2 separate regions of the Mus musculus genome follow, and region 2 is linked to region 1. Evidence: chromatin loops called from intact Hi-C (ENCODE). Cell type or tissue: left cerebral cortex. All regions are shown on one strand. Links, peaks and the distances in the headings refer to the core of each region. The heading gives the core; the rest is flanking DNA.

Region 1 (3,980 bases), core at 972-3,471:
AAAAAAATTAATGAAATTATGGTAAGAAATTCCGATATGCTTCTTTCACTTATTTTCATTATTTTAATTTGTCAATAAATAATATACTCTGAATTTGAAAAGATTACCTATACATTTGTATAGACTAATTTTTATCTTATTTCTCTGAACAATCCTTCATCTTCATCCAATTACATTTCATATTTACACTTTTTCCCCTGTGATTTTCATTTTTTAACTCATTAAAAAATATACAATCACCAAAATGTCTCAAATACTTCTGAAATGTGTTAAAACAAGGAGGTGATAATTAAGCTGTTATAATAACTTTTAAGTCACTCCAAAAAAAAAAAAAAAAACCACACATGTAATTTCAAGGTTCTACACCTATATACCAGTATCTAGACATTCAAATAGTGTACCATAAGTTGCACTGATACACAGTATGCTCTTAAAAACTATTAAGACAACAGAAGCTAAAATGTATATGTAATATTATATGTATATTATATATGTGGTAAGGAATACATAACTGAAAGGCAATTTACCATGTTATACTTATAGAAGCCATTTGTATTTGCTTTGTCTCCTACCCTGTATCTCCCATGAGAAACAAGCTCAGCACTGACAACTATAAGACCAAAATTCTGATCAATCACAAAGATGCTCTATATCCTACAATATCAAATATTCAGCCAAGATTTAATTCGTTAGATGACAATAAACAAATTTATCTTAATTTGCAATTTGCTTGTTTTTTATAAATTATATATACATCAAAGAGCCGTTGAAAATAAATTTCCCTTTGACTGATCATCAACGATTGTTTGACTAGTATACTTATTTTAGATATTTAACATCATGGTAAAAATTGAGCAAAAGGGGGTCAAGAATAGAAAATATTTCAGAAGCCCTGTTCTAAAGCAGCATTTGGGCGTGGCATGTGGTACACACCTACAATCCAAGTACTCCGAGAATCTCTAACCCTGGACCAGCCAGCACCACATTGTAAGAGCTTATCCCAAACAAGTAAATAAAAAAATAAGTAAAACTGTTATTTTAGCCAATGAGGTGGACTTCCCTATAATCTCAGCTGTTCAGGAACTCAAACAGGATGATCACTTGAGCCCAGAAATTCAAGCTCAGCTTGGGCAACATCTCTCAACCTTGATTAAAAAAAAAAAAAAAAAAGGTAATTATAAAATAACTAGCTAACAAGGGTATTTGTATACCAAAAGAATTACTAAACAGTTTTATGAAAAGAAAATTATATTTTTATGGGGGGAGGCTATTTATTGGAAGATAGTAAATAAATGTGCTTTCGAGCTCAAGGTTTGGAGAAAGACCTGGCTTCAAAGAAATAAGGAGAAAAATGACAGAAAAGAACACCTGACAGTTTTATATACTACACACACCCAGGCAAGAGCATCCATACATACTTGAGCACACACCACATACATGTACCATACACACACACACACACACACACACACACACAAATAGAAGAGATGATAATGGAATCACTAACTAGAGCACCTGAGGCTCCTGAACACACACTGAGCTTCCTGGCAACTCAGTGTGGACTGTGATATGAGAATAAATCTTATTTTAAAAAGGAAAAAAGAAGTGGATTTGAATAATTAGTAGTAAATTTTAAAGGCATACTAGAAAATTTGTCTAGGTAGCTCAGTGGCAGATATTCTGTCTACTATGTACAAAGCCCTGGATTTGATTCACAGCACTATAAGAATTATGTACACATGATCCAACAGGTTATACTCAGAAATGTGTGTGTGTTTATGCACATACATACACATATAAATATGTATGTATAAACAAATAAAAAGAGGCATTAAGTAACAATTTTTAAAAAGAGGTCATGGATTTGTAGAAGGGCAGAGAGGAATATGTGAGAGGATTTAAAAGGAGAAAAGGAAAAGAAGTAATTAAATTGTAACCTCAAAAATAACAAATATAGATATATATATACACATATATACATATGACATTTTTAATATGAACACTTAGTAAACTTTATATTTATTCCTAAATATATTTTAAAATAAGGAAAATACTAATAGACTTCTCACAAACAAAATTTTTCCCAAATAATCATGCTTTTTCTTTAAAACTTAGTCTAAAAATCTTATTCAATTTTACTCTCAATGTTAAATTCCTCTTTAAAAGCCTGTTAGAAACTAGAAAGTGAATCTGATGTCTCAAGCCTATTCTATCCCAGTACTTGAGATGCTGAGCAGCTCACCACAAATTCATGGGTAGCTTGGGCTGCTCAGAGAACTGTAGGTCATCTCATACTAGAACGAGAGCCTGTCTTAAAAAACAAAAAAATGACTTTATTAGAAATAATTTAACAGCAATATCCTGGGACTAGAAAGATGGCTCAGCAGTTAAGAGTGCTTGCTGTTCCTATAGAAAAGCAGTGTTTGGTTCCCATCACCCACAGAACTGCTCACAACCACCAGTTACTCCAGGTCTAGGGAACCCGATGCCCTCTTCTGGCCTCTGTCACTAGACGCTGGCACAGCACAAATACATACATGCAGGCAAACACTCATACCCATAAAATAAAATTATTAAAACTTCAAATGGCTTTTTAAAAAACAGACTCTAAATATGCCTAACTCAATTACAAAAATGGCACAATACTTTATTCTTTCAGCATTAAATACTGTATTTTATTATAATAAAAACATAATTGTTTTCAAAAGTATGTACAGTGTGCTGCAATTTTTTAAGCCTTTCAGAACATTTCTGACAGACTGAAATACACAGATACAAATTAGAGAAAAATATTGAATGAAAAGTTATTCTTTGTATCAAATAACATTAAAAGAAACAGGACATCCTTTCACCATACCTGGTTGTATCAAAATAAACCTAAGTTGAAATTTACAAATGCATCAAAAACAAAGCCTTGTGACCAATGCATTTTCAAATTACATTATGATACAATACAATACCCATACTAATCAAAAGTGTACTCGCATTACAAAATGCCTCCCTGGTTATTTTAAAGTCATTTCTTAAGCCTCTTAAAGAAGCTAACCCTCCCAAAGAAAACTTCTAAAGTGTTTAGAAAGTGTCAATATATGAAACGAATCTTTTTTCCCTAATATTCACCAATGCTATTGAAATTCTAAGGGTCAATTATGATTGATATGAAAGATCTATAAAACATTTCTGACCTATTATTACTACTTTCCATCTCAACACTTTCCCTTCATCAAGATCAACCTACAGTTATAAATACATACCCATTTCACTTATGAAAAGAACACTTTTAAGGAGAGAACTCTAACTTTAGAGGGAGAGCCATTTGCCCTGATCATGTCACAATCAACTACCAAATTAATTTCCACTAACAAAATGCTAAAAGGAAAAATATTTAATATATTTAGTGTCATGGATATAATAAATATATAAAACATATTTGCATATTGCATATATTTATATGTAAATAAATAAATCTAATAATTCTAAGGAACAAGTTAGTGTTCAGTCTGGGGGCTCTTAATCACGTCTGTAATTCACAGAACTTTTTTTTTTCTCTCCACTTCTCTAAAGAGATCTAGTGTTTTTATGAATCGCAACGCTTCCAGCAGACATTAAGTAGGAGTTTGCAGCTGCAGTAAAAACAAAACATTCTGACCTATGAATTTGCAACTTACATTAATATAGTCATTTAAATACTTGTACTCAACGCCTCTGACTTCAGCAGGGAGCACTGGAGTTACAATAGACAGCGGTTGCCTTTATAGTGCCAAGTTCTGCTGAATCCCGGACACTATCTCAATTAGGAAGGGGCAGAACCATATCCGGTTCCCACTGAATACAGTTTCCCATGCTTCCCATCTTAAAAACTTTTACGTCTTCCCAAAAGAGCAATAAACATACGAAGACGCCAGGAAGAGTGCCTGTAGGGGAAAATGACTGATCAAATTAAATCCCTATATATGGAACCTGAAACTTCAAAACTTGTC
Region 2 (3,980 bases), core at 567-3,066, 74 kb before region 1:
CACTACTTTGCCAAAGAAATGCTTAGGAAGGGTAAAGGCTTTGGGGGGCTTGTTTGTTTTTTAACCAATATTTGTAGTTTTTCTAGTTTGTTTTTGAGTATTATTTCATGGTTTTCTTAGTTGACAATTTTTAATCACAAATAAAATTAAAAGGTATATCCAGTTTTTAAATCATTTATTGTATTTCAGTTATGTACTTAATAAGCAAGTACCTGTGTGGAGAGCAGAGGACAACATAAAAGAGTCAGTTTTCCTCTTTCCATACAGCCATGGGGAACAAACCAGGCTGTCCATCTTGGTGTCTAACCCCACTGAGTCTGTCACCAGATATGCAGAGCCAGTTTTGCCTGTCCTGCTTTGACTGCCGATGTATTAACAACACCATATTCTTAATAACCATAGCTTTTATAGTGTGTCCTTTTATTTGTTCCTAAACAGGGTCTGGTTTAGGACGCCTCAGATTCTCAATTATTCTATCCTACCTGAGTGTTGGCACTGCAGGTGTGTGCCACCACTGCACTCCACTTTAGTATGCTTTTATGATAACCAAGACAAGGTCTTCCAACATTTTTTCCCTCTAGATTCTCTTTGCTATGTTTACTTGAGGCCAGGTATCACAGTGTAACCAATGATTATCCAATAATCTCCTTAGAGTCACAAGAACTGGGACTTATGGGTATGTTCAACGTTTTCGTTGTTTTCATCTTTGTAGGTTCTTGCTACACTGGATTAAATATTAAATATTGCCTTTGTATCCACAGATAATACCTTTCCAGCTATCTAGTCCCTACTCTTCAGTACATAATGTATTTTGTTTTTGAAGATAGGGCCTCATTTTTTTAACCCATGCTAGACTGAACTGAAGGCAATACTGGTGCCTTAGTCCGAGTACTGTCATTGTAGCTGAGGGCTACCACATGTTCACATGGCCGTGCTAGCTTATTTTATAGGTTTTGTTGCCACTAACAGTTTTGCTAATCGATACTTGCTTAATTATAGGAAGAAGAGGAAAGGCTATGAAGATGATGACTATGTGTCAAAGAAACCCAAACAGGAAGAGGTATGTTTTCCCCTGAAGAGAACTCGCTATAACTTACACTTTCTGGCATGACCTAAGCTAGTGTGTATGTTCTGAACTACTATAAGCATTATAGAGAGGTGGGGCTGAGAACGTTTAAAACAGTGTCTTGCTTTGTAGCCCAAGTTGGTCTTAAACTCCCAGTTCTTTTTTGACCTGAGCCCACCGAATACTAGGACTACAAGTACCTCTAAAGTTTGAAATTATTAAATTTTTACTCACCTGTTTATGTACAGTAAAAGTTTTAAAGAAATCGTTAAAGGGAAGATTTATGTTGGGTTATGTTCAGGGGGAATGGAGTCCATGGCAGGAGCACGTTGGCAGCTGCTCGTTATGTGGTGCTAATCAGGAAGCCTATGCATGGGCTGTTTTCACATGACTCTGAACCACTTCTAAAGTAAGCTACCTGACTGAAGTAACTTCCTACGATAGAAGGCAGTGATGCTAAATTTTATCTATTCTCTCAGGATTCTTTCCTTGCCTTACCCCAGTTTTAAAATCTCTCTCTTAAGAAGTCAAGGATAAATAAGCACAGGCAAAGGATAACTTTTCACTCCTCACAGAGTGGGCAGCTGCCATGTCGTTATCACAGTCAAGTGCAGGACTTAGCACATACCTGTAGTTAGCACTTGAGGTATAGAGGATCCAAAGCTGGCTGAAGGCATAATAGGAGACTATCTCAAAAAAAAAAAAAAAAACCCATCTACAGTAGACTGTTGTCAATCCACAATTTCTTAAAGGGAGGGAGGTAAACAACAAATGGCTCAATACTTCAATGTTACCCTTACCACATTCTTTTCCCTTTAGGAGGAATGGACTGATGACGACCTGGTAGATTCTCTCTAACCATAATAAATGACCGCAGCAGTACTTATTAACCAACGGAAGTAGGAAGCATGTCTGACATTTTACTTTTTAAAAAAATAGTACAATGTGAAAACATCAAAATATATTAAACTTTTCTAGTTGTTCTATATATTTTCTTTGTGATTGTTTTATATAACATATAGCTTCAAAAGGGGTGAATGCCACCTAGTTTGAATATTCATAATCCACTAGGATTAGTTGCAAACCATGTCCTCCTGTGGTAGACAAAGTCAGACTGTGCTACACTTCCTTGTATTGTTTTAGACAAACTATAATAAACAAACCTTTCCATTTAGAAGCATTATACTAGAAAAAAAAAAAACCTGAACAATAGGTAAACATCTGAAAAGTTAAGAAAATAGGTTTTATCCTCCAGAAGCCCTTACAAATGCTTCTCAGATGTCTCTCCAGTAGACTGAACTATTGATGATTCATTACTAAGCTGGAGAATGTACTGGGCACTTACGTAGTACTTAGGTGCTAAATTTTATTACATGCAGTTACAGATATCTTCTAGGTTTAAATAAAAATAGAATTTTTGAGTATAGATAAAAAAAAATCTTAAATTTCTACAGATAAGTCATAGTAAATGATATAGTCAATTTTATCATTAAATGATTACCTCTCAGTAAATCCTTATAAAGTTGGCATTATAGTGACTAGAAATCTGTAGAAAAATTATATGCAAAAATTTAAAGTTAAATAACTTAATATAAAAACCCAAAACATATGCCTCTACTTTTCTATGACTTTAGTTAATTATATACCTCAATGTGCTATTTTCCCAAATACAGATTGGGGAAAATAATGCCTGCTCCTGATGGGATTAGTCACAGCAGTGCTTGACATACTAGTATGTATTTGCTGTATATTAATAATATGTGTTACAGTTAAGACCAAAATAAAGATAGATATGCATATATTAGACCAGTGTTTTGTTTTGATGTTTCTTTTTCTGCAACACCGGCTTGAAGAAATTCTGAGAAAATCAACTTTGAATCTAAATCTACCTAGCTTACATATTCCATGATACACTTCCCAGGAGGGTAGGTAGCATTTTAGCTATGTTTTTTTGTAAATGGTGTTTACTCTATGTGCATTTTCATCTCTAATATTTTTATGGCTTGAGTTTATTTGTAGGGTTTTATAAAAGTAGAGTAAAAATGAACACTCCTCTGCCCAAGTATAGTTCAAGTAGAACAACATGCTAGACTATAGACAGAACTGCAAGTGCTCGCAGTGTGTCTGCTTTTCTTTCATATCATTAAAAATTTGGCATTAAAGCAAGGGCCACATCTTTCTCTGAAAATTTCCTATCCATCCCCATTAAAAATAGGTTTGAAAGATTTTATTTCATCACTGACCACCTAGTTACTACAGGGCCTAAGAAGGTAAATAACACGTTTCCCACTCCAATTTAAAAGACAGAGCATGTCACTATAATACAAAAATGAGGATAAGTCAGATTTCTTTTAAAATAAATGGTAGAAAAGGGAGAAGCATTTCAGGCTTAAAAAAAAAAAATTGGCAAATAGGCTGTCATGGCCGAACACTCACAGTCAGTGAGGACAAACTAAAATGCCTTAGAGTCCGGATCTCTCCCTGTTTGCCAAAGTCCATATTTACATTAATTTGTCTGTAGCCTTTCCACGTTATAAACTAAGGACAGAGATGAGTTACTGTCAACATCAACAATGGGAACTGCATTGACAACAAAGCCAAGAAGCAGGTTTTGTTGTTGTTGTTTTGTTACCACCGTTAACTTGATTGAAACTATGTGAGGAGAGTAAATTTACCTTTATGGTAGCATTCAGCCCTATATGTAAGCTAGGGAAATCTCTCAATAATATTCTAAAGAATACAATTTAGGCCTCTCAGTTTGATCCTCAGCAAAGGGAAATAGACCTTGATTACTTAACATTTTTCCTTGTATACAATATCTCTTGAGAAATACAATCGAATGCTTTATGGATCTAGGCCTTCAGAAAAATATTTTTATTGAGAAAACTTTATTAATACCTTCCTTAGTACCTCC

The links. A loop is a pair of places that touch in the nucleus more often than their neighbours do. Peaks named below come from ENCODE experiments on the same cell type or tissue, not always from the same donor. Only the 100,000 strongest peaks of a DNase experiment are listed, where the experiment ranks them.
Region 2: a loop joins it to region 1, with 3 times the contacts of the local background. A loop is called at or near these places in 8 of 42 quality-filtered maps.

Annotation. Positions count from the first base shown.
Region 1 is chr13:85,284,312-85,288,291 of GRCm38, forward strand. The region is part of intron 1 of Rasa1 (RAS p21 protein activator 1); the gene reads right to left. Among named protein-coding and RNA genes, the nearest start is that of Rasa1, 3.2 kb to the right of the region's middle. In left cerebral cortex, for the core only: no CTCF peak of the experiment used is centred there; a DNase peak (open chromatin) is centred at 2,479; H3K4me3 peaks cover 1,108 bases.
Region 2 is chr13:85,210,855-85,214,834 of GRCm38, forward strand. Ccnh (cyclin H) reads left to right here. Exons shown (of 9, transcript NM_023243.6): 8 at 1,000-1,060; 9 at 1,886-2,877. The coding sequence ends at 1,924. It overlaps Rasa1 (RAS p21 protein activator 1), which reads right to left. Exons shown (of 25, transcript NM_145452.3): 25 at 3,845-3,980. Among named protein-coding and RNA genes, the nearest start is that of Ccnh, 23 kb to the left of the region's middle. In left cerebral cortex, for the core only: no CTCF peak of the experiment used is centred there; no DNase peak of the experiment used is centred there.